4 separate regions of the Homo sapiens genome follow, and all the other regions are linked to region 3. Evidence: read pairs that join two places in POLR2A ChIA-PET (ENCODE). Cell type or tissue: OCI-LY7. All regions are shown on one strand. Links, peaks and the distances in the headings refer to the core of each region. The heading gives the core; the rest is flanking DNA.

The links. ChIA-PET counts read pairs that join two places held together with the same protein. Peaks named below come from ENCODE experiments on the same cell type or tissue, not always from the same donor. Only the 100,000 strongest peaks of a DNase experiment are listed, where the experiment ranks them.
Region 1: POLR2A ChIA-PET joins it to region 3 with 7 read pairs; 2 of 35 experiments call an interaction of 5 or more read pairs at or near these places.
Region 2: POLR2A ChIA-PET joins it to region 3 with 6 read pairs; 1 of 35 experiments calls an interaction of 5 or more read pairs at or near these places.
Region 4: POLR2A ChIA-PET joins it to region 3 with 6 read pairs; 1 of 35 experiments calls an interaction of 5 or more read pairs at or near these places.

Annotation. Positions count from the first base shown.
Region 1 is chr3:182,568,649-182,576,540 of GRCh38, forward strand. No RefSeq gene overlaps it. Among named protein-coding and RNA genes, the nearest start is that of LINC01995, 65 kb to the left of the region's middle. In OCI-LY7, for the core only: no CTCF peak of the experiment used is centred there; no DNase peak of the experiment used is centred there.
Region 2 is chr3:181,804,006-181,811,897 of GRCh38, forward strand. No RefSeq gene overlaps it. Among named protein-coding and RNA genes, the nearest start is that of SOX2, 96 kb to the left of the region's middle. In OCI-LY7, for the core only: no CTCF peak of the experiment used is centred there; DNase peaks (open chromatin) are centred at 4,236 and 5,706; H3K4me3 peaks cover 857 bases; H3K27ac peaks cover 2,145 bases.
Region 3 is chr3:182,321,801-182,329,692 of GRCh38, forward strand. No RefSeq gene overlaps it. Among named protein-coding and RNA genes, the nearest start is that of LINC01994, 160 kb to the right of the region's middle. RefSeq lists enhancers at 4,945-5,486, 5,487-6,027. In OCI-LY7, for the core only: no CTCF peak of the experiment used is centred there; a DNase peak (open chromatin) is centred at 3,641; H3K4me3 peaks cover 2,673 bases; H3K27ac peaks cover 3,997 bases.
Region 4 is chr3:182,409,666-182,417,557 of GRCh38, forward strand. No RefSeq gene overlaps it. Among named protein-coding and RNA genes, the nearest start is that of LINC01994, 73 kb to the right of the region's middle. In OCI-LY7, for the core only: no CTCF peak of the experiment used is centred there; DNase peaks (open chromatin) are centred at 2,536, 3,606 and 4,006; H3K4me3 peaks cover 4,583 bases; H3K27ac peaks cover 5,000 bases.

The DNA of each region.
Region 1 (7,892 bases), core at 1,460-6,459, 250 kb after region 3:
ACACTAGTGGCAGTAATTATTTGTCCTTGCATTATCATCATCAAATTATTTTAAACTGCTGATTTAACAAGTACTGTATTATAACCAATAGAAAGAGAAAAGCAGTTGTTTCTGCATACAAATTTCTTTCCACAAATTAAAGGACCTACCTATAAATCACAAAAAGGAAAAAAAGAAACTGAGAAATTACAACTCTGCCACCTTGGGCTTCTCTATTCTTAGAAACTTGGAAACAGCTTGGTAGTAAGAGTCCCCTTTCTCTCCTGCACTAACTCATTCACTCTTTCTCACTCCCCACTGGGTTCTCCCCTGGGAGGACAGGGAAGGCCATGTGTGTTTTTGACTTGGCTGCAAAGGCGAGTTTCTTGTACTTTCGCACCCTCCATAGCAGATGCACAAACTTTAGCAGAGTCTTTTTAACACTTCATTAATTATTGAGCTGTGCCAAGAGTAATTATTGGGCTATGCCAGGAGTCCTTTTCTCCCACATCAGTAAACAGTAATTTAGAGAAGGGGGGTTATAACCTTAGGGTGAGCAACGTTTTCCCCCCACAGCTGTGTGGTGAGTCCAACAATACTGCATATGCTTCAACAAATGAGGAGGTCCACAGCCCAGCCTCTGTTACATGCAGGAAATGTTATGGGCCAGCAAAAAGAACCCACCATGCTAATTCTGTGACGCAAAATTTGGAACATCTCATTTGCTAACAGATCCAAGATATCTGTTCTGACTTTGTGCTTTTGCCCTCATTTAATAATAATAATAATATCCAATAACAGCGAGGGAATTGACTTTCAGGATATTCCCGATATGTTGTAACAGAAACATGCTAACATTGATATAACACTTTCTCTTAATTACTAAGATTTCTTTTCTTTTGCCATTATTCAGTAAAATTTTAATTATCTACATGTCCTTCAATTAACAAATGTCATTTCATGGTCACTTGACAACCCTAACCAACTCTGAGACTCGGCAAAATAGAAATGCCTTTTTTCAACATTTTAAGAGACAAATCAGACACAGGAAAGGTTAGTTTGAGCTCCTGTTCCTCAGGCTACTTAGAGCAGCGGTGAGAGTTTGCAGTCTGCATTTCAGAAAAACAGAACCAGGGGGTTAGAAGGTTACTTACTGCAACACTCTTGCCATGCCATATGACAGTAAAATTCCCTCCAAACAACCCCCCAAAATGTGATTATCCAGTCTCTGTTTCAATGGAAGAGAATTCTTTTCTGTAAGATACAACTCATTCTACTTTCAAATGTTCAGCATTGAAGTGTTGTTCATTCTCCTAAAGTAAAATGAATTTGTCTTCTTTTAGCTTCAATTCATCAGTCCCTTAGTGGAGATGTAAAACAACTTTGTAAATACTTCATGTCAGCTAGCCCTCCCTATATTAGTAGTTTTCAAACTTAACGGTGAATAAGAAACACATACTGCTAAAAATGAAGATTCCCGGGCCCCATAACCTAGAGGTTTGATTGTAGGAGTTCTTCAGGTAGTCCACAATAACACCTTGAGAAACAACACTCTAAGGCTTTTCTTCCCAAGGCTATATTTCTTTTGATTAATTCTGAGGAACTGCAGGTCACCAAAGAGTTCCACATTGCCATATCCAATGACCAGTTTTCTGTTCTCATCTTATTCATGTTGGTCATTCTGTACTTCTTGAAATGCTTTATTTACTTCTCCTCCTGCATCATTGTCTACCAACATATCACAATGGCTTCCTTGGGTTCCCTCCAGAACATATGAAGCAAACTCCCACCTCAGGGTTTTGTACTTTCTTTTTCCTCTGCATAAAATTTTCTTCTTCCATTTATCTTTTATTTACGATGCCCTCCCTTAGCTATTGAAGGTTTCTGATCACATAGCAACTCTTCAGAAATGGCTTTCCTGAGCAACTTATCTGCAATAGCTCCCGACTCATTCTCTACCCCTTTACACTGCTTAATTCTCCATCACCAGTCATCGCTGACATAGTATTTATTTGTTCACATGTTTATTTTTTTGCCTCTCCAGTGAGAATAATGTAAGCAACAAAGACGCTGTTTCGTAAACTGCCATTTCCTCAGTGCCTAACGCACACCTGCACATAAGCCCTCAAAAAAAAATACATGTCGAAAAAAATGAAAGAAAAGTGGTACTGAGTCCTTTCCTGAGTCTGTTTAAGCCTGTCTATGTCCCCACAAAGGTGTGCTGCCGAGAACTCCTCACAAATTCCACATATGGCCTGACCAGAATAAAACGGAATAATCTATCCCCTTGTTTGCAATACTAGATTTGTACAAATATGGCACCCGTTTTCATTCACTTTTAGGGCAGCTATGTCACATTATTGAATCACATTGAGCTTATGCAGCTGCTAAGCCACATTGCCCTGTGCAGCTGGATATTTGGAACCAAGCTCAGGATTTCACATGCATCCCCTGTTAAATGTTCTCTGATTAAATTTGCTCCAGCCCATTAAAATTCTTTGGGATACTAATTCTGTCGTTAAGCACGTTCCCACATCAGTAGCTCTTCCACATTCATTTCATCTGCCTACTGATGCATTTTCTTGCTCTAATCATTAATGAAAAACCTAGGCAGTGAAGAGGAGTTAAAAACCAAAGTTTGTATCTGGGCACTGCCATTTACTAGCTGTGTGACCAACCTTGGCCAAGCTAATTCAGTTCTCTGACTCCCTTTTCCTCATATATAAAATGGAGATGATAACTGTGATAAGGTTATTGCATAATTAAATAAGATCATAAAATGTTTAGTACAGCACCTGACATGTATAAGCCAGTGTTATCCCAGCACTCAGTGCAGTGCCTGACACACAGTGTGCACTAAATAAAGTTTTGTTGGTTTTTGACCAGGACAAGGACACAATCTGTGTGGTAGGACCATAGAATTGTATATCAGGGTTATCAACTATCCATTAATTAGCATGCTTTGACATTCAATTAGTTCCTTGACTGGTTATGAATACATACCTTCGTGCTATCGTCCTATTTGCCTTTCTCCATTTTATTTTTTAAAAGTTCAAGAGAAACAGCCAAATGCAATCTTGAAGTAAGGATACACTATGTTTAGTGCAGTCTCCAGAACTACCAAATATCCCTGTCGAAAAAATAAAATTTGATGGACAAGGTCAACAAGTTCCTAACCAGGGGTCCCTGGCACTCATCCTCCCCCACAAAAGAGGACCAAGGCAACAAATAAACAGCTAAGATTTGACTGGAGTGTTGAAGGGATAGCACTGGAGTGCAGTGGAGGAGTAAAGGACACAGGTGTGGTGACTGAAAGCCAGAGTGCAGCATGAAGGTACTTGGCCTCTGCAGCACCATCTCCCCTGCCTGGATCAGATTTTCCTGGAGTCAGGAGGGAGGTAGGAACACATCAAACAAGCAAATGTAAGCCGAAGAATCCCACCTGCCCCCACCACCACCACAAATGCCTACCCTCCTTACTGTAGCAGAATCCCACAGTCCCCGCAAGCCCTGAACCCAGTTAGGAGAGCTGCTAGGAATTTGTGCAGCTGCATTGCCCCAGATTAGAAGCACATGGTTGTGCACTATCCCCCTCCCACCCAGGCCCTGTGGGCCAAGCTGCTGCAGCATAGCACCATTTTGAGACCAGAGCCACCTCGGGGGTGTGCCATGCTCTGGGGCCTAGTAGCCACTGCATCTCTCCAGCATTGGGCCTCCATCTTCTTTCTACCAAGCCCAAACTGGGGGCTGAACACCACAACCCCAGCAGTGCAGAGGCTGGGCCCGGTCCTGCACAGCAGGGAACCAAACCTTGCCATCCACACTTCCAGCTAGAGAAATAGTCTGGCAGTACCACCCAAGGCAAACCCACCCTTGAGCTGGTCAAACTGTTGTACACCTTCTCCAGAGCAGGAAAGGCCCTCAAGCCTCCAAGCAGCTGACACTCTCCAGGCCAGCACAGCAGCTATATATTCATACCCAGGGCTTGATTAATAGCCCTGCAGGGCCCCCACCCCCTGCCAACAAGCCTCTGTCATGACCAATGACTCTATACCTGCAATCAGGGCCTGAGAAACAGCTCTGAGGGCAGCCCCTGGCAGACACAGCCCCAGGCTGGTCAAGCAGCTGTGCATCCACATCCTGGGCCTGAGAAACATTTCTGCAGGCTACTCCTGGCAGGCAGGTTCCCAGGTAAGCCAAGCAGTGTGGTGCCCACATCTCAGGCCTGAGAAGCAGCCACATGGGCCATCCCTGGAAGGCATGCCCACAGGCCAGCCAGATAACTACATGCATACACTCCCAATCAGAGTAACTTCCCTGTAGCTCCAACCCCAGCCCCAAGTTGGTGGACCCACTATATGAACACATGCACCCCTGACCTGAGAAATAGGCTGGCAAGCCCACCCATGGAAAAGCCACACCACCTCTGCCACAAAGTCTCTCAGCCTAGGCCACTGAGACACTCACAAACATCACTAGTGTGGATTACAGCTAAAGAAATTACATGGAGAATATACTACTGCATCCACATAGAACCAAAGCCAATACACCCCAATGAAGTGACACTTTAAGACCCATTTACATAAATGAGTCTTTCCTGATGAAACCTACTCCATAATATTGGAAGAAGCAGCTCTTTCACCAGATGCATAGAAATCAACATAGGGACACATCTAACATGAAAAAGCAAGGAAACATGACACTTCCAAAGGAACACAGAAGTTTTTGGTAACAGACCCTGATCATAAGGAAATATACAAACTGCCACAAAAAGAATTCAAAATAATAATCTTAAGGAAATTCAATAAGATACAAGAGAACACAGAAAATTTAATGAAATCAGGAAAACAATTCATGCATGATTTGAAGGAAAACGTTCAATGAAAAGATAGATATCATTAAAAAGAACCAAACAGAAAATCTATAGCTGAAGAACTCAATGAATGAAATAAAAAAATACAATTGACAGTTTCAAGAATAGGTCAAGCAGAAGAAAGAATTTTTGAAACTTAAAGACAGGTCATTAGAAATAACACAGGCAGACAAAAAGAAAAAGCATGAAGAATGAAGAAAACCTACAAGATTTATGGGACATGGTTAAGTGAACAAGTATTCACATTTGGGCATCCCAGAAGGAAAAGAAAATGGAAATGGTGTAGAAAACATATAAAATGAAAATGGTAGCTGAAAACTTCCCAAGTCATGGGAAAGAGATGGACATTCAGATTCAGAAAGCTCAAAGAATCTCAAATCCATTCAACCTACACAGATCCTCCCCAAGGCACATTATAATCAAATTTTCAAAAGTCAAAGACAAAGAAAGAATTCTAAAAGCAGCAAAAGAGAAGCATTAATTCATACATACAGGAACCCCCATTAGATTAACACTGAATTTCTCAGCAGACACCTTACAGACTAGAAGAGAATGGAATGATATATATGTTCAAAATACTGAAAGAAAAACACTCTCAACCAAAATATTATACCCAGCAAATATACCTTTCAGAAATGAAGGAGAAATAAAATCTTTCACAGACAAGCAAAAACAGGAAATTAATCTCCACTAGACCAGCCTTGCAAGAAATGCTGAAGGGAATCTTACATCTGGAAGTGAAAAGACAACTACCACCATTATGAAAGCATGTGAAACTATAAAACTCACCAGCAGAACTAATACACAAAGGAGAAAGAAGAAAGAATCAAGTCTTATTGATACAGAAAACCACCCAACCACAAAAACAAACAATAAGAGAGAAAGTAAGGAAGAAAGGATATATAAAACAATCAGAAAACAATCAACAAAATGACAGGAGTAAGTTCTCACTTATCAATAATAACCTTGAATGTAGACTGATTAAATTCCCCATTTAAAAGATATCAACTGTCTAAATGGACTTTTTAAAAACCAAGACTCAATTATATGCTGCCTACAAGAAACTCACCTCAGTTGTAATGACACACATAGGCTGAAAGTGGGGCAATGGAAAAAAATATTCCATTCAAATGGAAACCAAAAGCAAGCAAGAGTAACTAATATCAGGAAAAAAAAAACAGACTAAGTCAAAAAGAGACCAGGAAGGACATTATACAATAATAAAGGAACAAATTCAACAAGAGACTATAACAACTGTAGATACATATGCACCCAAAACTAGAGCACCCAGATATAAAAACAAATATTATTATATTGAAAAAGAGAGATAGACTCCAATACAATAACAGTTAATGACTTCAACACTCCATTCTGAGCATTAGACAGATCATCTACACAGAAAATCAAAAAAGAAACATCAGATTTCAGTGACACCATAGACCAAAAGTACCTAGCAGACATTTATAGAACATTTCACCCAATGACAGCAAAAGGCACATTATTTTCATCAGCACATAGAACATTCTCCAGAATTGACCATTTGTTAGGACACAAAACAAGTTTCAAACATTTTTTAAATTGAAATCATACTAAGTATCTTAACTGGCTACAATGGAATAAAATCAAAAATCAATAACAAGAGGAACATTTGAAACTATACAAATACATTAAAATTAAACAGCATGCTCCTGAAAGTTAAAACATCACATGTTCTCACTTGTATGTGGAAGCTAAAAGAAAAAGTTGGTATCATAGAGGGAAAAAGTAGAACAGATAATATTAGAGACTGGGAAGGATGGGGGAAGGGTGGATAGGGAGACTTTTGTTAAAGGCTACAAAGTTACAGCTAGATGACAGGAATAAATCCTATTGTTCTATAGCACTATAGGATGACTTATAGCTAACAATAGTATATTATATAATTTCAAGTAGCTAGAAGAAGGATATTAAATGTTCCCAACACAAAGAAATGATAAATGTTTGAGATGATGGATATGTTAATTACCATTATCTGATTACTTACATTATACATATCACATTGCTACCCCACAAGTATGTAGTATTAATTTATTTATTGGGTATTAATTTTGAAATTTTTAAAAAGAAAGAAAATTTAATTTATTAGGCATGACTTAGTGAACCCACTGCTTTCTTTTCTATATATTCACAAATCATACTTGTCTGGATTACTAGTCTGTCACTAAGTCATATGTCCCTCTTCTAATGCTTTTTCCATTCTCCACAGTTCCCTAAGAACTAAGCTCATGTACGGTTTTTCTCAGTGCCCTGGAATAGGTAGCCCAAAATAGAAAACTAGTACTTATTTGTTGCCACTAAGATGCTCCCTTACAAATTTCACATACCTGAAGTTTCAAGAGTCTCTTACCAATATCATTCCTGCATTTGTTAGTTTATTCCCAGCCATTTCTAAGAAAAGTATGTATCTACACTGGCACTTCAAGAATATGTATCAGAGAAGCAGAGTTTGTATAGTATGAGCTTCCCTTCCCCTTTTCATCATACTTCAAAAACAGGAAGGCAGAGACCTTCCTATTTTTCTGAATAAATATTTTGAATACATAGTCAGAACTGTTTATTTTATTAACTGAGACTTAAATCTTCATGCCAGGCTGCATTGTTGAACAACCTCTCTACCCAGAGGCAGGGAAGATTCCTATCAGCTTTGGTGGTAAACCTTCCAGATCCAGGCTTTCCAAGAGTAGTCACTTACTGGGTGATATGGTTTGGCTGCGTCCCCACCCAAATCTCATCTTGAATTGTAGTTTCCATAATTCCCTCGTGTTGTGGGAGGGACCCAGTGGGAGACAATTGAATCATGAGGGCAGTTTCTCCCATAAAGTTCTCTCTGTAGTGAATAAGTCTTATGAGATCTGATGGTTTTATATATCCCTTTCACTTGGCTCTTATTCTCCTCTCCTGTCTGCTGCCATGTGAGATGTGCCTTTCACCTTCCACCATGATTGTGAGCCCTCCCCAGACATGTGGAACCGTGAGTCCACTAAACCACTTTTATTTGTAA
Region 2 (7,892 bases), core at 1,427-6,426, 520 kb before region 3:
GCGCAAACAAGAATTTAGGATTTTGATGTATTTCAATAATTGTTGAAAAGAATCAATAAATGATCACAAGCTTATAGTAAAGAGGAAACCTCTGGGGAGGAGGCATCTGCAGTTCAGGCTCAGTAGCTGGGTTGGTGGATGGGATAACTAGGGAAGTTCCTAAGACATTTTTGGGTTGGGAGAGTAAAGAGGGTGGAAGAATCTTCACACTCTTATGAATACAGTGTACTGACTTGCAAAGAAAGGAGAGCTAACCTTCTTATTACAGCCAGCTCCTGGTTCTGCTCTACAGTGTATCATGTAAAAGAATATTTAAAACCAGAAAAAGAGCAAGTCTTCTTTCAGCTTTTCTCCTGCAGTTGTGACTATTTGGAATCTACTCATCTTTCAAGCAGTAATTTAAATCTTAGCTTCTTCATAAAATATTATTTGGCCCTCAAGGATTTGGGGGGTCTTTTTTCTCTTTATGCATAGCAGTTCTTGCCTTCTTTTCCACATTCAATAATCACTTTTGATTGGTCTATTTCTCCTTGCTATTACACACACACAAAAATCATTTTCGAAAATACTATGTGCCAGGCACTATGCATTATTATTGCATGAATCTTCACAAATATCATATGAGGTGGTTATTATCATTCTCATTTTACAGATGGGGTACCAGAGTTGGGGTAGATTAAATAACTTGTCACTGTGGTATAAGGAGGAGGCCAACCTAGATTAAAAAATGAGGTCTTTCGACCTGGCACGGTGGCTCATGCCTATAATCCCAGCACTTTGGGAGGCCAAGGCAGGCAGATCATTTGAGGTCAGGAGTTCGAGACCAGCCTGGCCAACATGGTGAAACCCCGTCTCTACTAAAAATACAAAAATTAGCCAGGCATGATGGTAGGCACCTGTAATCCCAGCTACTTGGGAGGCTGGGGCACGAGAATCCCTTGAACCCAGGGAGCGGAGGCTGCAGTGAGCTGAGATCGTGCCACTGCACTCCAACCTGGGCAATAGAGCAAGACTCTGTCTCAAAAACAAACAAAACAAAACAAAACAAAACAAAACAAAACAACAACAACAAGAAAATCCAAAAATGAGGTCTTTCTTATTGGAAATCACTCACCCTCACTTCGGTTTAAATCTATTTTTCCTAAAAAGAGAGGGAAGGGCAAAATGGGAAGAATGTACAAAGGTGGAGGGAAAATGGAAAAGTGATAAAGAAGAAAGAATATAATTTAGAGGATTGCTGGGAAGGGTTCAGTGTTTCTGGCATAGAGGGTCCCAGATAAATTGGTAGGAGATGCAGTAGGGAAGGAAGGTTGGGACTGGAGTCTTAATGAATGCAGAAGTACATAGAAGAGCACTTGGAATACAGTGAAATTCAATAAAGGGAGTTAATCTTATAACATGTTGAAGGTTTATTTATTTATTTGTTTGTTTAAGACAAGGGGTCTTGCTGTGTTGCCCAGGTTGTTCTTTAACTCCTGGCTTCAAGTGATCTTCCTGCCTCAGACTCCCAGAGTATTGGGATTACAGGTGCAAGTCACTCTGCCTGGCCATGTTGACAATACCTCTGTTTATTGTCTTCCCAGCTATACTGTGAGCCCTGTGAGGTCAGGGGTAGTTCTCCATCAAGTTCATCTTTATATCCCTAGGGGCCAGCAAAATGGCTACCATATGATAATGTTAAATACATCTCTGCTGAATAAGTGAAGTGAATTAATTAATAAGTGTTCTCTCAGGAGGCAGCATCGACAAAAAAAAAAACAAAAAACCAGAATCTGATTTTAGAATCAGAGGACCTTGTTTCAAAACTTTTCCCTCCAGCTTACAGATGCGTGACTGAATAAGTTACATAACCTCTTTGAATAGTTTACTCATATGATGATAATACTCACCTTAATGTGTTATTTTGAGAACTAAGTGAGATCATACTTTTGAATTGCTTAGCACATTACCTGACAAATTATAGACATTCAACAAATGTGAGTTTCTCATTGCCTCCTTCCCACCATCCAGTATTAAAATGTGCATTAGGAGAGTTTATGTCTAGATTGTAAGAGATAGCCTTCATTTCTAATATTCAGTCCTACTGTCAGACCATGGTTTTAAATTTAATATTTTTAAAAGATGACTACTAAGGCCAGGCATGGTGACTTATGCCTGTAATCCCAGCACTTTGGGAAGCTGAGGCAGGAGAATCACTTGAGCTCAAGAGTTTGAGACCAGCCTGGGCAACATGGCAAAACCCCATCTCTAAGAAAAATTAAAAAAAAGAAAAGTTAGCTGGGTGTGGTGGCTCATGCTTGTAGTCCCAGCTACTTGTGGGGCTGAGGTAGGAGGATTGCCTGAGCCTGTGAGATCGAGGCTGCGGTGAGCCGAGATCACACCACTGCACTTCAGCCTAGGTGACAAAGTGACCCCCTGCCTCAAAATAAATAAATAAATAAATAAATAATCAAAATTAAAATTAAAAAGATGACCACTGTTTAAAGCATCTGTGATAAAGTGCCACATATTGGTACTCAATAAAAAGATGCTGAATAAGTAAATGAATTGAATCAGGTTGAATATTCAGAATTTTATCAGATTATCTATAGTTTTCTAAGGATCCAAGATATGTAAACACTTCATTATTAGTTGATTGGGTTAGTATTTAGTTGGTTTGAGATATCCATCAACATTTCTAAATTCCTTTTGTTTGGTTCCGTCAGCTCTAAACAAATTTATAATGACAAATTCAATTTCCTAGTTTTCTTGCTTTTAGAATAAGAGGGTGCTGGAATCAGGGAAAATGAATAATATCCATTTAAAAATAGTTTGCTGTCATCTGGCTTAAATATTAGTTTTTTTTTTTTGAGATGGAGTCTTGCTCTATTGCCCAGTGGCACGATCTCAGCTGCAACCAGATCTGCAACCACCGCCTCCTGGGTTCAAGTGATTCCTTTGCCTTAGCCTCTTGAGTAGTTTGGATTACAGGTGCCTGCCACCTAGCCTAGCTAATTTTTGTATTTTTAGTAGAGACAGAGTTTTGCCATGTTGGCCAGGCTGGTTTCAAACTCCTGACCTCAGGTGATCCACCTGCCTTAGCCTCCCAAAATGCTGTGATTATAGGTGTGAGCCATTGTACCCGGCCTAGATTTATTTTTTTTAAAAAAACAGTTTCATTGAAATAAAATTTACATACCATACAATTCACTCATTTTAATTATACATTTCAATGGTCTTCAGTATAATGACAGAGCTGGACAATTATCACAATCTAATTTTAGAACTTTTCCTCATCTCCAAAAGAAACTGTTCCCATTAGTTGTCACTCTATCCCCCTCTAGCCTCCCAGGCCCAGGGAAACAGTAATCTACTCTCTGTCTGTATAGATTTGTCTATTCTGGATATCTCATGTAAATGAAAATTTACAGTACATATTTTTTTGTGACTGATTTCTTTCACTGAGCATAATGGTTTCAAAGTTCATTCATGCAGTAGTATTTTTGGCTATTACAAATAATACTATAATGAATAATACTGCTATGAACATTCATGTACATGTTTTTAATGGATGTATGTTTTCTTTTCTCTTTTTTTCTTTTTTGTTTTTTTGAGTGCAGTGGTGCAATCTTGGCACACTGCAACCTCCACCACCCGGGCTCAAATAATCCTCCTACCTCAGCCTCCTGAGTAGCTGGGACTGCAGGCATGTGCACCACGCCCAGCTAATTTTTGTAGAGACAGGGTCTCACCATGCTGCCCAGGCTCGTCTTGAACTCCTGGACTCAAGTGATCCACCTGCCTTGGCCTCCCAAAGTGCTGGATTACACGCATGAACTACCGCGCCTAGCCCAGATGTATGTTTTCATTTATCTTGGGTATATACCTAGTCCCTTTCTAAGCTGATCCTACAGCAACATTTGAGTCTACTAGTCATTCCTTCACACTTGAAACATGTTCTTACCTTGACTTTCATGATGTTACATACTTCTAGTATTCTTCCTTCTTACTTAAGAGTTCCTTCTCAATGTCCTTCATGAGCCCCTTCTCCTATACCTGGCCATTAAATGTTGGCATTCTTCAAATATTTGTAATGGACTCTTTTCTCTTCTCTCTCTCTTCTGAAGAGGCAGAGTATCACTCGACAGTGGCTATTCACAGGTGTGATCATTGCACACTACAACCTTAAACTCCTGGGCTCAAGCGGTCCTCCCGCTGGGACTACAGGTGTGTGCCATCATGCATGGTTCTGTTTTCTTTTCTCATTCAGTAATCTCTCTTTTCTCTTCTCATTCTGAAAGCTTACCTAGGTGACCATATCCCTTCCCGTGGCCACGGTTACCATGTCTGTGTCAATGGCTGCCAAATCTCCAGTTTAGATCTCTCTTCTGAATTCAGACCTACATATCCAAATGTCTATTTGATATGTTTACTTGCATATCTTAGTCTTTCTATGTCCAACCTAAACTCAATCTTCCCCCTTCAATCTGATCCTCTTTCCATGTTTTTTCTTTTCTTTTCTTTTCTTTTTTTTTTTGAGACAGAGTCTCTCTCTGTCACTCAGGCTGGAATGTAGTGGCACGATCTCGGCTCACTGCAACCTCCGCCTCCTGGGTTCAAGCAATTCTCCTGCCTCAGCTTCCTGAGTAGCTGGGATTACAGGTGTGTGCCACCATGCCCGGCTAATTTTTGTATTTTTAGTAAAGACGGGGTTTCACCACGTTGGCCAGGCTGATCTTGAACTCCTGACCTCATGATCCGCCTACCTTGGACTTCCATGTTTTTTTTTCCTTAGGAAACACAGATTGTTGAATCCCAAGTGCAGAATTATGGAATTCTAGGAGCCATTCCAACCACCTTTCTTTACTGACTTATAGTATATACTATCTATTTCATGTACTTGAATCTATCTACTTTTCCCCATCTCCATTGCCATTGCCTTAGGATGAGGAGCTGTCATCTTTTATCTCAGTATCTGCAACAGCCTCCTGACTGGCATCCCCATATCCCCACTCACTCCTTTCAATAAACTTCCATATATCAGCCTGAGTGATATTTTTATAAGATATAATATGTCAGCCCCTTCCCCACATTTCCAATCTTCCAATGCCTTCCCATTGTTTTTAAACTAATGTTCCAGGCCAGGTGCAGTGGCTCACGCCTGTAATCCCAGCACTTTGAGAGGCCGAGGAAGGTGGATCACTTGAGCTCAAGAGTTCAAGACCAGCCTGGCCAACATGGTGAAACCCCGTCTCTACTAAAAATACAAAAATTAGCTGGGTGTGGTGGTGGGTGACTATAATCCCAGCTACTTGGGTGGCTGAGGCAGGAGAATCACTTGAACCCGGGTGACGGAGGTTGCAGTGAACTGAGATAGTGCCACTGCACTCCAGCCTGGGCAACAGAGCAAGACTCCGTCTCAAATAAATAAATAAATAAACAAGATAATGTTACAAACTCTACAGTCCTCAGCAAGTTTTAGCTCCAATGACTGCCCTAGTCTAGTCTTATATTATTTTACCCCCTGTTCTGTGTTCCATTCATACCATCATTCTCTCATTTCTTCAGAAAAGCTACCTCAACATCTTTGCATGTGTTCTTCCCTCTTCCTAGACACAATCACTCCCCTGCCAAACTTGCTTAATTCTAATGTATCCTTCCTATCTGAATTCAAACATTTTCTCAGAGAAGTCTTTTCTGAAAGCATTTCCTGCTTCCCCCTCAACCCCCAACCCCCAACCCCCACCTAGGTTAGGTTCCTCTTTCATTCTTTCTTTTTTCTTTTTTTTATTTAGACGGAGTTTCACTCTTGTTGCCCAGGCTGGAGTGCAGTGGTGTGATCCCAGCTTACTGCAACCTCCGCCTCCAGTGTTCTATCAATTCTCCTGCCTTGGCCTCCTGAGTAGCTGGGATTACATGACACCCGGCTGATTTTTTAATTTTTAGTAAAGACAGGGTTTCGCCACGTTGGCCAGGCTGGTCTCAAACTCCTGACCTCAGGTGATCCACCTGCCTCGGCCTCCCAAAGTGCTGGGATTACAGGCGTGAGCCCCCGCGCCGGGCCTTTCATTCTTTCTTAGCCCCAAATGTCTTTCCCTCAAAATATTTGTCTCAGTTTATAACTACATGTGCGTTTATATGATCATTTAATCAATGCCTATTTCTCCATGTAAATAAGTGTTGAAACTGGTTTTGTCCCTATTGCATGCTTAAGAATGAACACATTTACCTAAGCATTTAGTAGGTGATAAATAAACCTTCATTGACAACATGAGACTCCATCTCAAAAAAAAAGTTGAAGAATTCAATGAAATTTCACTTATTGTATTTGCTTATGTCCCTTTAGTCTAAAACTGTCCCCTGCCTTTTCCTTTTTGTTGTGCTTATTCGTCTTAATGACACTTGGCTTTTTGAAGAGACTTAGCCTTGCTGAATCCCTCATATTCAGGATTTGTCTGTTTTCTCATGATAATTGTACTTTGCTTCCTTATCACCTGTATTTCTTATAAACTGTTAGCTCTAAAGTTTGATTATATTGGCTTTTTTTTTTTTTTTTTTTTGAGACGGAGTTTTGCTCTTGTTGCCCAGGCTGGAGTGCAACGGTGCGATCTCGGCTCACAGCAACCTCTGCCTCCCGGGTTCAAGCCATTCTCCTGCCTCAGCCTCCGGAGTAGATGGGATTACAGGCATCTACTGTGCCACCACACCCGGCTAATTTTGTATTTTTAGTAGAGACGGGGTTTCTCCATGTCGGTCAGGCTGCTCTTGAACTCCAGACCTCAGGTGATCCGCCCGCCTCGGCCTCCCAAAGTGCTGGGATTACAGGCGTGAGCCACCGTGCCCGGCCAGCTTAAAATTTTTTTGACAAAAATGCTTCATAGGTGATACGAAGTTCTTACTAAATGTCTACAGGAAGAACACAGAGTTTGTTGTTGTTTTAATTTTTTTTTTTTTTTAGAACACAGGATTTTAAAAAATAAATAAGATTTTGCCTCAGCAACTTTAAGTTTGATCATTTGGATAAGTTTATAATTATCAGACTTTTCCATTCTAAGAAACTTTTGAGTACCCTGTTCTTCAACAACAACTTTTCACCTAATGGTTTTAGCAACTATTGGTGATCATTGGCTGAATCAGCTATTTTACTGGGAATTGCAGAATGGTATTTTTTTTTTTTTTTTTTTTTTTGAGACGGAGTCTTGCTCTGTCGCCCAGAGACTGGAGTGCAGTGGCGCAATCTCGGCTCACTGCAAGCTCCGCCTCCAGGGTTCGCGCCATTCTCCTGCCTCAGCCTCCCAAGTAGCTGGGACTACAGGCGCCCGCCACCACGCCCGGCTGTTTTTTTGTATTTTTAGTAGAGATGGGGTTTCACTGGGTTATCCAGGATGGTCTCGATCTCCTGACCTCGTGATCCACCTGCCTCGGCCTCCCAAAGTGCCGGGATTATAGGCGTGAGCCACCGCGCCTGGCGTTTTTTTTTTTTTTTTGAGACAGAGTCTCACTCTGTCACCCAGGCTGGAGTGCAATGGCGCAGTCTTGGCTCACTGAAACCTCCGCCTCCTGGGTTCAAGTGATTCTCCCACTTTAGCCTCCCAAGTATCTGGGACTGCAGGCACGTGCCACCATACCTGGCTAATTTTTGTATTTTTAGTAGAGATGGGGTTTCACCATGTTGGCCAGGCTGGTCTTGAACTCCTGACCTCAGGTGATCTGCCCACCTCGGCCTCCCAAAGTGCTGGGATTACAGGCGTGAGCCAACTGTGCCCATCTGCTGAATGGTATTTTTTAATTTTTTAATTAAAAAAAAATTTTTTGAGACGGAGTCTTGCTCTGTTGCCCAGACTAGAGTGCAGTGGCGCGATCTCAGCTCACTGTAAACTCTGCCTCCTGGGTTCAAGCGATTCTCCTGCCTC
Region 3 (7,892 bases), core at 1,332-6,331:
CTATAGTGACCACAACTGTGAATTGGCAGAAATCATTTCCAACAACAAACTGGTATAGGTTTTTACCTTCTAGGAAGGATTGTATCCATCATAGACGTTAAATTTCATAGATGAAAAAGAATTTGGTAAATGAATCAATCCCTTTGCTACATCTCCAACAAATTAATTGACCAGTTAACAATAGATTCTGATATAAAACTTTGAACCGAGTGAATTTTTTTTTTTTTTTTTTGAGTTGGAGTCTCGCTTTGTGGCCCAGGCTGGAGTTCAGTGGCACAATCTCAGCTCACTGCAACCTCTGCCTCCCAGGTTCATGCCATTCTCCTACCTCAGCCTCCAGAGTAGCTGGGACTACAGGCACCCGCCACCATGCCCAGCTAATTTTTTGTATTTTTAGTAGAGACGGGGTTTCACCATATTAGCCAAGATGGTCTCGATCTCCTGACCTCGTGATCCACCCGCCTCAGCCTCCCAAAGTGCTGGGATTACAGGCGTGGGCCACCACGCCCTGCCCGAACCAAGTGAATTCTATCCTTCACACCAGATGATAAGCTGAGTCAGCATTTTGCTAAATCAGGATAAAAAATTGTATTTAATTATTGTCTTTCTGATGATCAGTTTGAAAAAGACCATTCAAGCCTTTGCTAATTATTCTTCCTTGGTATAGGCCTTGGTTTTTATTTATAACAGAATCAGAAGAAAAGTTTGCCCACTTCGTTACCTACCATGATTTCCACTGAAATCTTTTGCAAAGTATGTGTTTTCATAACTCTAGTTTCAGGAGGTGCTCTCTAAAAAAGTTCAATGAGAAAGAAGTTTCACGGTCAGAGATTTTAGGGACAGATTACAAATTATGTCACTTCTTGCACATTTACAATAGACATTAGCATAGTAAAGCCACTGAGAAGTCCTACAGTGAAAAAACCTATGTAATTTTATTTCACTAAGACTCCCTAAACTATCTGACCACAAAAGCCTGTTTTCAAATAACACCTATTAACATCCTGTGGAACAGTGGTCCATTGAACGTCCTCAGAAAGGATGCATTAGAGAGCCAGGAGACATCCAACAAGGCCAAGATATTTTCTAACCCTCAACTTTACTAAATAACTGGCCAATTTAATTGCATTTATTCAATTACCTAAATATTAATCATTTTAAAAGTATACATTTTAACATCAACTATCTTACTGTAAAATTCTAGTCATTTAATACAAGCACCATATCAACACAGTGTCTGCCCTTTAGGAACTGCTAGTATTTTTGGAAAGAAAAAGATGCATTTCCTTAAAGGGAAGTTGCACAGAAAGGCCACATGTGATTATGTAAAAATTAGTGGGGCAGAATTAAGCACTATGAAAGTTGAAAGGAGGAGGGCAATTGAATCCACATTATCCACTTTTAGAGACAATGGCAAAACCCATACACACCCTTTGTTCCCTTCTGCCTGTCATTTTTTCTTCCTTTCCCAGAGACACTCAGAATGCAAAATGTGTTATTTGTTCTGTGCCCACAGCTTTGGCAGGTTGGGATCCCTACATTGTTAAGCCTAAAGGCATTCAATATTAGAATTTATTGTCAGGAAGTCATAGATCTTAGGTCAGGGTTAGAAGAAAACTCTTACCCTCATCTAAGCCACCACATCCCTTGTCCTGGCCCCCAGTGGTATCCTTGCTGCCACCCTGGCCCCCTTATACATGGTTCCCCAGGCAGCAGCCAGAGTGATTCTTTTCAAGTGTAAATTGGACCCGGTCTTTTTTTCCAGTGGCTTCCCATCACAATTAAAATAAAACCTAAATTCTCACCACAGGCTACAAAACCCTGCAGTGATCTAGCCCCTGGCTACCTCTCTCATCTACCTCCTACCACACACCTCCCTCACAGAACTCCAAACCCACTGGGCATCTCCTGCTTCTCCTTTGAAGGCCTGCACACTTGCTGCCCTCTTCCCCACTGTGGCATTTCTCCTCGCTTCATCAGGTCTCGGCCCAAATGTTGTCTCCTCAGAAAAGCCATCCCTGGACCCCTTACCTTAAATAGCGCCCTTATTCCACACCTCACTTCCACTTAATCCTCCATTCTCCCTCATCCTCTTCATTTTTCTGCAACTGGCTTATTGCTTTTTAAAAATATTTATGTATTTACTTGTTGACCTTCTTGAGGGAGGGGACATAATTCTGTTTCATTCAATGTTGCAGTTCACAGTGTCTGGTACACATGAGGCATTCCATAAATATTTGTTGAATGAGTTAGTCAATCAATGAATGATTGAATGAATAAATTTATAGTAGAATAAACATGCACAGCAAAGCAGGATATACGCCAAAAATTATCTGAATAAATTAGGAAGTACATACCTTCTCATAAAAATCCAGCAGGTGAGTAACTCTTATGGTGGCACAGGAATTCCAAGAACTTCCTCTGAAGAAAGTCACTTCTAGCTGGGTGGCTTTGCATAATTCACTTAGCTTTTTTGTGTCTCCAGTTCTCTTAACTGCAAAAGGAGGACAATAATAACTACCTTGCAGGATTATTGTGACAATTAAAAAAGATAATGTGTATGAAGTTCATAGGCCAGCTGTCTTCCACAGTGGATGGTCATTATTATCAATTCGCCAAAGCTTCTTTTATAGAATTTCCTTAAATAGAAAGGTGCCTTTCATAAGTTCAAAGTGAAGGCCATTTGGCCTGCTAATACATGAGAAAAATAATTAGTTATTCATGAAATGTATGGTAAGTATGAAGCAAATAAGTTTTTTAGATTATTGTTTTGAACTACCTAGACCACAAAGCCCCTCAGCATTCTGAGGATAGGGACATGTGATACATCACCTATGCACTAATGTTTTTTACTTTCAGGGGACCTCTTAGCTTATCAGGAGAAAGCTACATGAAGAGTTTAAACAAGAAAACCCTTTGGTTTTGAAGTAATTTAAGAACTACAAAGAAGATGTGAAAACAGTATGGATTCCATATAACCATCACCCAGCTTCCACCAATGATATTGTGCACAACCATAGTAGAAAGTCGAAACCAGAAAATTAACACTGGTCCGATTCTATTAACTTAGATACAAAACTTATTTGAATGTTTATGGAGGATCTTTTCTAATCTTGAAGTTGGGAGCTAATTGGGATCATATCTTGGTTCCATTAATCAGGCAAATGAGACAAACTTACAGATTAGTATATAAAGCTCTAATTTATATAATTATTTTCCTTTTCAAATAATTTTAGAATTTAAGAAGCTGTTAGTTTCTACCTACCTAGAAGTCTGGTCTACGCATTCTGAAAAAGCAAAACACAAAGCCCTTCACAGTTCTAAAGAAATGCAGATATGAGAATCCCTGATTTTAACCTCTAAGCTCAAGGCCCATATTTCCCTGAGAAATGAATTCCTCCTTTTCCTGTTAGTTCTGGATATTGCTGTGCATTAGTGTTGAAAGGGAAATAAAGCTGAGGCAGGCCCGAAATTCAGCAAGCACTTAGACTCCAGCTAGAGGAGGACTACGACAGAGAGGAGCCATCCACATGCCTAGGGAGGGCCTGAAGGTCCTGTGAGAGACATCCTTACTTGTGCTCCTTCAGCCTTTGCAAGTGCAGAAGCCACCTGCAGCCGGGCTGGTCACACACAGAAGGGCACATACCACCTGTTCCTCACCCAGGCGGTATTCTCCTTGCCGCAAAGCCTCCCGACTCACCACTTCTTCCAGTTCTGAATGTGACAAATTCGCATCAAGTGAAATTTGTTAATTTGACGTAACAAAAAGATATGCAAAAGCGTTCTTTAAAAAAACATCTAAAAATACTAACACAAAGTCAGCTATAAGTGAGGTACTGTCATTTTTTCTGTTTCATTAACTGAACGCTTCTGTTTTCCTCTTTTGTGTAACCCCACCCTGCAGGGTGGTCCACTTGAACTAATGAAATATGGCTTTAAGTGTATCAGGGTGGAGATGACTCATGCTCCATAATTAGAGTGCCTTGGGACTGAAAAACAGAGCTTTTGGTTTCAGGGCCATCCAGGTTTCACTTTTGATTCTTTATAAGATTTTTCCAAAATGTGAAGATCTTGTTCCAGAGAATAAAAAGATTGATCATGGCAAAATTATATCAGAGTACCTCTCTTTTCCCTTAATTCATGTTGTAATGAAAGAGTATAGACTATGGAGCCAGGAAAGATGAGTTTGAATCCTAGCTCCACAATTTACTGAATGTTTGAATTTGGGCAAATCATACCCTCAGTTTCCTCATCCGTACAATGGGTAATATAGTATAATACTATCTACTGGGTTTGTTTGGTGAATCAGAGAAGGTCATAAATGTGAAAGTCCTTTGCAAATAAAAGAATTTTACAGGTATGTGCCAGGCGCGGTGGCTCATACCTGTAATTCCAGCACTTTGGGAGGCTGAGGCAGGCAGATCATGAGGTCGGGAGATCAAGACCATCCTGGCTAACACGGTGAAACCCCGTCTCTACTAAAAATACAAAAAATTAGCCAGGTGTGGTGGCAGGCACCTGCAGTCACAGCTACTCGGGAGGGAGAATACTACTGAGGGAGAATGGCGTGAACCCGGGAGGCGGAGCTTGCAGTGAGCCGAGATCGCGCCACTGCACTCCAACCTGGACAACAGAGCAAGACTCTGTCTCAAAAAAAAAAAAAAAAAAAGAATTTTACAGATATGTTATCATTGCTATGTCACCTGGAAGAAACATAAAATCAAAAATCCCATTTAAATTCATTAGAACAGTTTGAATGTCATGCTAATGAAATGATTTGATAGATAAGCTTTTCCTTTCCTTCCTTTTTTTTCTCTTTCTTTTTTCTTTTCTTTTCAACTGGGGAATGAAAAGAGTATATAAAGAAGAGGCAGAAGCTATCTTTCTTCATAAAGTTCTTCGTAAAGCAATCTTCATAAAGTTCATAAGATGTGCAGTGTCCTTTTTCTCCTTATGAATATTCTCCACAAAACTGTGCTCTGAGTCTTGCCACTGTGGAAAATCTGGAGGGAAAACCTAAAGCCAGTCTGCAAGAGAGTTTTCATAAGTCTTCATGGTAATGAGAAAAATAACCATAACTTGGTGAGCTAAATTAATTAAATTTACATGACTGTCATTTATCCTGAGATTATGTCCTTCCTACCTTATTTAGTGTAAAAATCCCCTTTCTCTTCTGAAATGATGGTGATAGTGGATGGCAACTGTTTTGTTTGCTTTCAATGTCCTTACTCTGCAAAATAAGAAGTTGGCTACCCTATGTCAGGCCCCAATTATTTTTTGAAATTGGACTGGCCCATGACATGCCAATCTCTGGGAACCCTTGGCTTGGAAGGTTAATTGGAGATGGCAGGAATGGCGGTGGGGAAGCTAGTTCAGCTGCCTGTGTTTTGCTCCCTTCCCCAGAGCCCGCGGGGCCCACTGCCCCACATCCGGGCTGTCTCCAGTCCCTGGCTGTGTATCTGCGTCCCAGCCCCCCTGCTCCTCATCCCTGTCCGCTTCCCTCTCCCAGCCTCTCCGGGCTGGCGTCATCCTTCTAGACACAGCTTCATAAGTTTGCCATGTGCAGTGACCCTGTGTTGACACCGAGCCATGATACAAACTATGGGATTGTAATGAATCTCTAATTACCCACAGTACCTCAGAGAGTCGTCAGCCCTGCTGCTCAGCTATATTCCCCACCAATTTGGTCATCACCAAGCATTCAGACTGCAGCCAAACTCTATGCCTGGAAACTGGAAGCCCCCACAGTCTCAGCCAAATGAGGCTGGCTCTGCAGGCTTCTGGGAATGACAGGATGATTTGCTCCCTTGTTATGAATCAGAGAGGGCGTTTGCACATGAATCATTTAGCTCTGCATGGAGACCCTGTTCTCAACTTTTATTTCTCCTGTAGGTCAGGCTGAGTGGATGCTCAGGAACCCTCCGGTGATTGCCCTTGGGTGAGGTGGGGGCGGGGTAAACATTTTTAATTTCGTGGGATAATTCTGAATCCTACTTCTTAAGCTAAGCCAAAATGGGAGGTGAAAACTTGTCTAGGTTTCATAAAGTGACAAGCAGCAGATTTTTATTTTTCAATAGAAAATGTCATATCTTACCAGTGGGGAAAAATAGCTTCAGAAAAATGACAATAATAATATCCCTCCGCCCCCCCACTACATGCTGGAAATTGCTCTAGAGGCTGTGTATACATTATATCTAATCTTGACTAAGACAAAAACACAATCGACCAACAACAAAGTCATTTTACAGACAAGAAAACTGAGGCTTGGACTGGTTAAGTAACTTGTTCAACTCATATCGCTAGAAAGCAGCAATTTGTCTCATTCCAAGGCACAGGCTTTCTAAGAATATTTAATAGTTGGAACTTAAGAGAGATCACTGGTCTTAAAGGGAAGATGGTCTTTTAATTTACTATCAAATCTCAGTTGAAAAATTACTCCTGGTTTCCAAAATAAGTCATAGAATTTATTTTTTAAAGATTGAGTGAGATAATCAGCATGAAAATATTGACTTGAAAAAAGTTAGTAAAATACTCGAGAAAGTGCTCAACTAAGTCAAGAAACATTTCAATTCAAATATCACTGATACAAACATTAACTATTCTTTTCAATATTCAAATATCCCCTTGCATGAGACAGGTGCTGGGGAAATAAACATGCATAAGACACTCTCCACCTTCAAGGAGCTTAGAGGACATTATTGATGTTGTTCTTATTTCCCACATAATATAGTATTAAAAGTTTTATTTATACAGTGCTATATGTGAAACTTTTTAGAGCAGGTTACTAACTAATATTTCTCCGGTTTTTCAAAACCGGGGCTTACCATAGCATGAACGGTGTCATACTGTTCAGTTTGTGTGAGTTGAGGATGCCTATGGCCACTCGATGTTCAGGTTATACCCAAGCAATGTGAAAAAGTTTTTCAAGGAATAAATGTATGTATTCCAAGGTTGTGTTTTAAAACAGAAATGGATGAGCCATAGGAAGTGGTCATGTGTTTCTGAAGCCAGTCTATTTTCCTAGCATCAGGACATGATTTTAGTCCAGAGGCTCCTTGCAATCCAATTGGTTTCCCGAATTTGCAAGTAATTTGTACTTTCTGTTGTGCAACAAAGCTTTGTGATTAAGACAGTACTACTCTGTTCTTGAGACTTACAGCCTTCTCCTACCACCTAGAACAGATAATAGAAAGTAACTTTACTCATAGGGAGCATTTTTATAATTAAAATTTATAGTTCCTAAATCCAGAGTCTGTCAATCATGCCATCTCTCACCTCATCAATAAACTAATACGAAGTTTTAGCTGGAAGGGAATTTGGAGATTAATGTCTTCATTTCACAGATGAAGAAACTGATGCACAGAGAGGTGAGGAGACTTCAAAGACAAACTGAAAAAATCTGGTATACAGGATGCTAATGGAATATAAAGACGTTCTACCTGGGGTAAGAAGTTCGCATTACTCTATTTTTGAAGGTTTGCTCCCACTGTAGTGTTTCCTATATGTCCCTATCAAGTCGATGGCAGTCTCATTGTCTTTCTAAACAAGAGCCACTTCCCAAGAAGTCTGTCAACATTTTGGAAATATAAGTTCAAGCAACAAGATAATTTAGGATGTGCCTATATGAATTGAATATAACATAGGGTTCCTAAAGCCTTTCAACCATTACAGTTCATAATGCTACAACTTACTGAGCACCTTTCGTATGTCATGTATTATATATAGTGTATCACTCATTTTCACAGGCCAGAATCTATTATGAATCCCATTTTACAAATAAAGAAACAAGTGATGTTCCTACAGTCACACAGATTGTAAGTGTAATCAAGTTTCATCCACTTCTAAAGATCAGGATGCTCCCCTCCCCACCATCTGTGAACCCAAGCCCCAAA
Region 4 (7,892 bases), core at 972-5,971, 88 kb after region 3:
GCTGGTGAGGATTTGGAGCAACAGGAACTCTTGTTCATTCCTGGTGGGAATGCAAAATGGCACAACCACCTTGGAAGACAGTTTGGCAGTTTCCTACAAAGCTAAATATCATCTTACCATATGATCCAGCAATCATACTTCTAGTCATTTACCCAAATGAATTGAAGCATATGTCCACGCAAAAACCTACCTGCAAATTTAATTGCAATTTCATTCATAATTGCAAAAAATGGGAAGAAACATAGGTAACCTTTATTAGTGAATGAACAAACAAGCTGTGAAACATCCACATATTAGAATATTATTCAGGAATAGAAATAAATGAGCTGTCAAGCAGTGAAACGACATGGAGAAACTTGAAATGCACATTGCTATGTGTAAAAAGCCAGTGAAAAGATCAATGGTTGCCCGGGGCTGGAGGAGAAGGAAGTGATACATAGGTGGATCACAGGGGGATTTTTAGGGCAATGATTCTTTCTGTTTAATACTGTAATTGTAGATAACATGACTATGCTTTTAGCAAAACCCGTAGAATAACACAAAGAATGAACCCCAATAGAAACTGTAGACTTTAGTTAATGCTGATGCATCAATATTGGTTCATCGCTTGTAACAAATGTACCATACCAACGCAAGACATTAATAATAGGGAAAACGAGTGAGAGAGAAGAGGGAGAATATGGGAACTTTCTGTACTTTTTACTCAACTTTTCTGTAAGTGTAAAACTGCCCTAAAATAATATCTATTCATTTCAGAGAGAGAGAGAGAAATCAATTGGAGTTAAAGTCTAATTGTTTTTGCTTAATTTCAATTCTAGATAGATAATATGGTTTGCAACTCTTGGAGCGGATAACAGCTAATACAAGATTGTTATTCGGTAAGTTACCAAAAAGATATCCAGGCTGCCAGATCTCTCCCCATGTTATATTAGAATAACATGACAGGCTGGGCACGGTGGCTTACGCCTGTAATCCCAGCACTTTGGGAGGCCGAAGCAGGTGGATCACTTGAGGTCAGGAGCTCGAGACCAGCCTGGCCAACATAGCAAAACCCCATCTCTAGTAAAAATACAAAAATTACCCGTGCATGATGGCAGGTGCCTGTAATCCCAGCTCCTCGGGAGGCTGAGGCAGGAGAATCGCTTGAACTTGGGAGATGGAGTTGCAGTGAGCTGAGCTTGTGCCACTGCACTCCAGCCTGGGTGACAGAGCAAGACTACATTTCAAAAAAAAAAAAAAGAATAATATGACAGTACAAGAGGTGTATGCAGAAGCCTAGTACACACCCAGAAGTAGACATTCCTACAGGACTATCTAGAAGTGGTATAGAAAGAGGAAACAAGGATAGCAGGGAACTGGGCTGTGTATATGACTTTCTGGAACTCAAGATTCTGGTGAGGTCACTGCTGGGCACACCTGCGTGGTGGAAACCTTGGCCTGAGATGGGCAGAGCTGGCTCTCCTGGCATCCATGTGTGCAAGCAGCATCCTCCACACAAGGATATACGGGACATTCTGGAAGGTTGCTGCTGAGACACATCTTCCTGTCCTTGCCATCCTCATGGAGAGCTGGGCCTGTCCAGAGTTGGGGATAGAGCCAAGTGCCAATAAGGCAAAGACTGAAATCTGAGTTTCTCTGAGCCCAAAGCCCTTGCACTTTCTGCCTCACCCCACTGTCTGTCTCAATAATTTTTTCTCTTTGGGCCTCTATCTTGAGCCCTCTATGTTTCTCCCTACACAACACCCAACCAACACAAAAGAGGCTCATACCTCTCTGTGCCTCTCCATTACATAGTTTTTAAATTTAACACTCCTTTATTAAGCAGTAAATTTGTGCCAAGCCCTGTTAAGTGTTGGAGATACTAAAAGAGGAATAAGATTAGACTCAAGGATCTCACAGTCTAGAGATAAAGACATGTAAATTACAGTGAAACAAGATATTAATTGCTATAAATAAGGGGAAAAAGATTTCTTGGAACCACAATAATCCAGCACTTTGAACTCTATAGGATATTGTGAAACTCTATTAAAGTCCACGTCGTCTACATTTTTTAGTATCTCTATCTAGCTTTTTGCCAGAGCCTCACATTTAAAATTCCTTTCAAACCTCTCCCTCCTATTCATATTCTTCAGCCTTTTGTTTCTTCCTCAAGATTGCTAACTCTTGCTGATTTTCCAATTCAGTCAAACTGCTAGGCCACTGTATGCACATTCATCCAACATAATTACTGTGATTCTCTTACCTGCAGGAAAGGAGAAATGAGCTTTACCCATGGCACACTGTCATTAAGCAGGAGGGATTACCAACGTGCAACCTCAAGGCCATATTCCACAAGGAGGGTGATGCGGCCGGAAGTGAAATGATGCTATGGAGTCCAGATGACAGAGCCAGCCAGTTCCGTCCCACTGCCAACCCCTGTGTTAGGGCCAAGCTCCAAGGTGGAACAGGGAGGATGGGGAGCAGTGAGCAACTAGTCCCAAGCCCCACATGTCAGGGCTTTTCTCTGGCGTAGACAAGAGGAGGAATCAGGTGTTGACAGTTTCCTGTTTTTCACCCTGCCACAGGCAGGCCGTATTATGCACTCTTGCCTTGGGACAACTTATCACATAAATGCCTCACACAAAGCTTCTACCTGCTTCTCTACATTCCTTTCCTGTTACTGTCCAGTTTCCCATGTTGCATTTTAGTAATGCCATGGGAGGAGATGCTCCTCACAACCACACTGGATTCCTGGCTTTCTGCCTCAACACATGCCTTTCCTTCCTTCCTGGGCTCTCTGAACCTTCTTCTGCACCTACCTTGACCTCTACTCACTATTCATCTGGCCAGGCTCAGATCTCCTGGGATCTTTCCTCAACCATCTTCATGCCTACGCATCCTTCCTCTATAATATCTTTGTGGTGAATTAATCTGTTTTCAATTCTGATCCTTTGCTAGACTGTGGGCAATTTCAAGTCAGGAGAATTTTGCATTCCAGTGCTAATGCCTAGCAGTGCCTGGAACTGTGTAGACAACAATATATTCGTATTACTGTCTCCTTCCTAATGTGTAAATATATGCAGTGTAGCACATGGTTGAAAGTACACATTTCTGAGCTATCCTGCTTAGGTTTGAGTCCTGATTCAGCCATTTACCAGCCATTTACTCTGGATTTGGGGGCTGCACCTAATGTTATTCTTCCTCAGTGTCCTCAAATGTGAAACAGGAATAAAAATATTTATCTTATAGGTTTGTTGTGGGATTTGAATGATAGATTATAGATAGAGCAATAGATAGATAGATAGATAGATAGATAGATAGATAGATAGATAGATAGACAGATAGATTTAGAATGATACCTGACACATATTAAGTGCTGGATAAGCATTAACTATTACCATTGTCATCATTACCATTATTATTATCATTATCATCTGATTTGTAGTCTTAACAATAGAGCACAGCACAACAGAGAATAGAGTTCTTGGTTCCCCACAATGCCTTTCTTGAGATTACCAAAATACTTGCTCAGATTTATCTGACTTCCAGATTATTCAGAATAAACAGCTAATACTGACCCTTTATGTTCAGATCTGCTGACACAAGCTCTGCTCCCGAGGGGTTTCTGCTGATTTAAATAAGTAGAACAACTGTTGAACAGTACTTTAGACAAAACCACAAACTCTTCTCTCAAATCACATTTGTTATTAAAGAATAACTAGCTATTTATAAGGGGGAAAACCACCAGAATAGAAGATTTTTTAAAAGGGGGGAAAAGGGGAAAATTGTGTTATTATTGGCAATGACCTTGGAAAAATAAGAAATGTTTCTTAAAAGGAAAATTAGTGAGGCTGTTAATTTTAGAATATCATGTTCAAAATGCTGAATTTCTTTAGAATGATACAGTTAATTGAGAAGAAAAATGCTAAGGGGAAGAAAAAGAAGTTAAAAAAAAAAAAGCTGTGCAGGGAACTGCAAGAAACTCAAGCCAATATGTAGCTTGCATCTGCTGGCAATACCCTCATCAAAGAAGGAAATAAGATACAGAACTGAAATTGCTATTCAGAGAAACTTGATAAACAAAATAATCCATTCAATATAACAGATGTCTGTACAATAGTGTGTGCCATGACTAAAATATCTGACCCACCCACCTACCCACTGGCATTGCTACCAAAAACATCAATTTAAACTGGGCAACCTGAAACGTGCAAAATAAAATTGGCTATAACTACAATGTCAGCAAAATATATTCAAGCTGAAAAGAATGGAAGTATTTAAAAAGCATTATCTATAAAGTGTGCTTCCAAATGCTATACTCTCTCTCCTTGGCCCAGGTACATATTCTGTCCTTATGACATTTTCACCTCTAGTTCAGTTCATTGGTTCTGCAATTTTAACAAGATAAAAGAAGCTATCTCAATCTAGTTCACTCAAGAGATATTTGGTACATCTTCTGTATTCCAGGCCCAGTGATAGTTGCTGGAGATACTAAAATGAATGAGACATGTTCAACGTCTTGAAGAGTTTACACTCTAGTGCTATATTTGCTTAGCAGTAAACTGAAGCATCACTTTGGATCTATTTGAGTCTCTGCAAATATGGACTCACTAGATGAATGGTTCATATTTATCCTTTGATGGAAAATTATCAAATTTTCTGGACTATTGTATTTCCATTAAGAACATGAATGCCAGGTACCTAGTTTAAGGTTGCTGTTATGGACTAGCCTAAAAGATTTGGTATAAGGCAAGAGAAACTTTAGCACTTTGCAATCCAAATCTAATCAGTAGGAAAGTTTCTTTTTGTTTTTCATGTTTTCATATACAAAACTGAAGGTTTGAACAATGGCTTTTTATACCTACTGTGCCTTTCTTGGATACTATGGCTATTACCAGGGTGAAGCAATTGTCATATTTCAGGGAAAAAATAAAAAAGACAATACACAAACGAAAACTGTCAAAACAAAATTAATCATCACATTTTCCTGTTGCTTAATTTCTTGATTAACTTCTGATGGCCCTCTGAGACAACGAAAAAAAATGCTCAAACAAAAAAGACCTTAAAAGGAGGTGAACTTTCATTGCACAGTATTTCTGACAGCTTGCTCCTAAGCAAAGCAACTGGTGTCCCTGGGGACTCATTCAACATTCATTGGAATCATGGAGAAACAGACCCAGTTTGGAAGATGTTTTTCTGCAGTACAGAGGGGGACTTTGATCCTAGCTCAGATAACAGCTGCTATCCCTGAGAGGATTTTCTGGTCGTTCTATCCCTCAGGCCAGGTAAGTCTCAAGGGAGGTGTCTAGTTGACCTCAGAGCTCAACCAAGCAACTGATACCTGAGGGAGGGTCTTTGAGTGGGCAAAGGAGCCTGGCATCGAGTGTTATCGTTCTGTCAGTCTCTCTCCTGGCTGGAGACAGAGCACACAGGAAAGGAACTCCTAAAAGGAGTCAGGTCTCACCTGGATTTTCCCCCTCATTGTAAAATTAAAGAAAGGCAGGAAGCCAAAATACCATGATAGATTTTGGTCTCTGCCGTTATGTTTTCTCCTGTTCTGGAATTGTAACAAAGTGTTTCCTTTGAAATTCCTGACCCCTGGCTTTTAAATACAGAAGCAAAGGTGAATATGTATGATTAATCTCTTAGAAGAAAATAAAATATGTTGTATAGTTAATCAAGTAGCGTGGAAGAATATAAGATTACATCACTACATCACCTTGTAGGAAACCATTTTTCTTTTTCTTTTTTTCTTTTCCTCTTTTCCTTCCTTTTTCTTTTTTAGAGATGGGTCTCACCACGTTGCCCAGGCTGGCCTCAAACTCCTGGGCTCAAGACATTCTCCCTCCTCAGTCTCCCAAGTAGCTGAGATTACAGGCATGCATAACTGCACTTGGCTCATTTTTATTTTAGAATTAGGTATATTTGAGAAAGAATTGTAGTATCCCCTTTAAAATGTAAAAAATTAATCTACATATTGACACTGTGAGGTAAAACTACATCTTTGTCATTGTATTTATGATGTGAAACATCAGGGAAATCACTGAAGTTACAAAGACATTAAAAAAACACCTTTATGATAATTTGAAAAGGTGACTATCAAAGAAAACTCCAGCCATCACAAAATTATTCTGCCACTGATAGTTTAATAAGCCTTTATTTTTTATTTATGTACTCCTTTAATAAATAAAGGAATTAAGCATTTATTTGTTAAGCACTTATTATGTGCAAAGCACTGTTTTAGATGCTGTAGGGAATAAAGATATTTATGACAGTCCCTAGATTTACTAGGGGGATTAAGACTGTACATGGTAGGAAATGGTAACTGCCATAGAGATGACATAAACTACAGGAGTTAAAAAAAAGTCTCCCAATGACCACCAGTCCCATACGCAGTTTTGGTTTCAACTATTAATTCAATTGAAAGCTAATTTCAGGATATCAGGATATTTAGCCAATGTCTTCCCCATCACAAAGGGAAAATGAGCTGCCATCAGCCCACAGAGAGAGGCTTACACCTCTCCGCAGATTTATGAAGGCAAGTGAAGGCAATTTGCCTATCTTTCTCCGCTCTCCTTTCTTTCAGCCTTTATACTCAGGTATGAAGTGTGGCATTGGCTGCAGTAAAGGAAGCTGAAACAAGAAGAGAAAGAAAGTTGCTTTTCCAGTCTTCTGCAAGCCATCTTGCATTCTTGGGCAAACCTCCCTGGCTCAGCTGGGAATATGTGTTTGAAAACCTACATTCCGAAGGGAAGTCTGGCAATACCAAGGGCATCTTCAGCTGATGCTTCTTAACAGGTCAAGAGCCAGAGCCTTGATGAGGGAAAGAGAGGACATATTTTTGCTTTGTCTCAAGGAAAGTACCTTCCTCTGAGTCCCTGAGGCTAAAACATTGTCATTATAAGAACTATTGACAAACATTCAGCATGACAGAAATGTGTGTAAAATACACAATTGTGTAGAAAACACAAACTCCACATGTGATGGATTATGTGTTTTAATTCAATAAGTCAGTTAGATGTCTTGCAGTATGTTCTGGGCACCTGTTCAATATTTCTATTCTTTGGGAGAGGAGATCTTCACCACTTAAAATAACTAGATCAGTGGAAAAGACTCATTCTTACTCGAGCATTTATACCAGTTATATCAGATGTGTTCATTCTTTCCCCTTTTTCCCTTCTTTCTAATACTTCAGATTGTCCATAATAGGATTCAATTAGGAAACCTACTTTGTACCTTGACTTGTTCATCCCTGTGTCTTAACTTGGATTCTTAACATTTTTTTCTTTTATCCTTTTGTGAAGATTTTACATTTCCCCCTTTCCAATATTACCCTTCTTCTAAAGACTTTCAGTGTTAGTATCTTTTATATCATAGTGTACATCTCTACATCATGTACATCTCTACATCATAGTGCTTTTTCACATATGTCCAGCTCCCCACATCTGTATCTGCACATTACATACCTATGAACCCGTATCAATACCCCTTCCTACCTACCTATCATGCTAGGATTGCAGGATGAGCATTCTTCTTTTTTCTGTGTGGACTCCTCTTCTTGTACAGCCAACCAGAACATCCTTGATTGTTTACAAGATGTACCCTTGTCTTTTCCTTGTCTTCTTTTGATACTTTGCCTCATTAAGTTTTTTTTTTTCTCTTCGTTATTACCATTGTCAAGATCAGCTGGTAGGGTCAGTAATACACCTTCACCATCCTACCTCAGGGCCACTCTCCAGCCAGCTTTATGTCATAATTTAGTTCCATCGCCTTTCCCTCTTCCCATCACAAGACATCACACAGGTCCATTACACTGAGGACATTACGCTGATTAGACCTTGTGAGCAAGAAGCAGCAGCTACTCTAGACTTATTGGTAAGCCATGTCGAAGGGTAGGAAATAAAGCCTAAAAT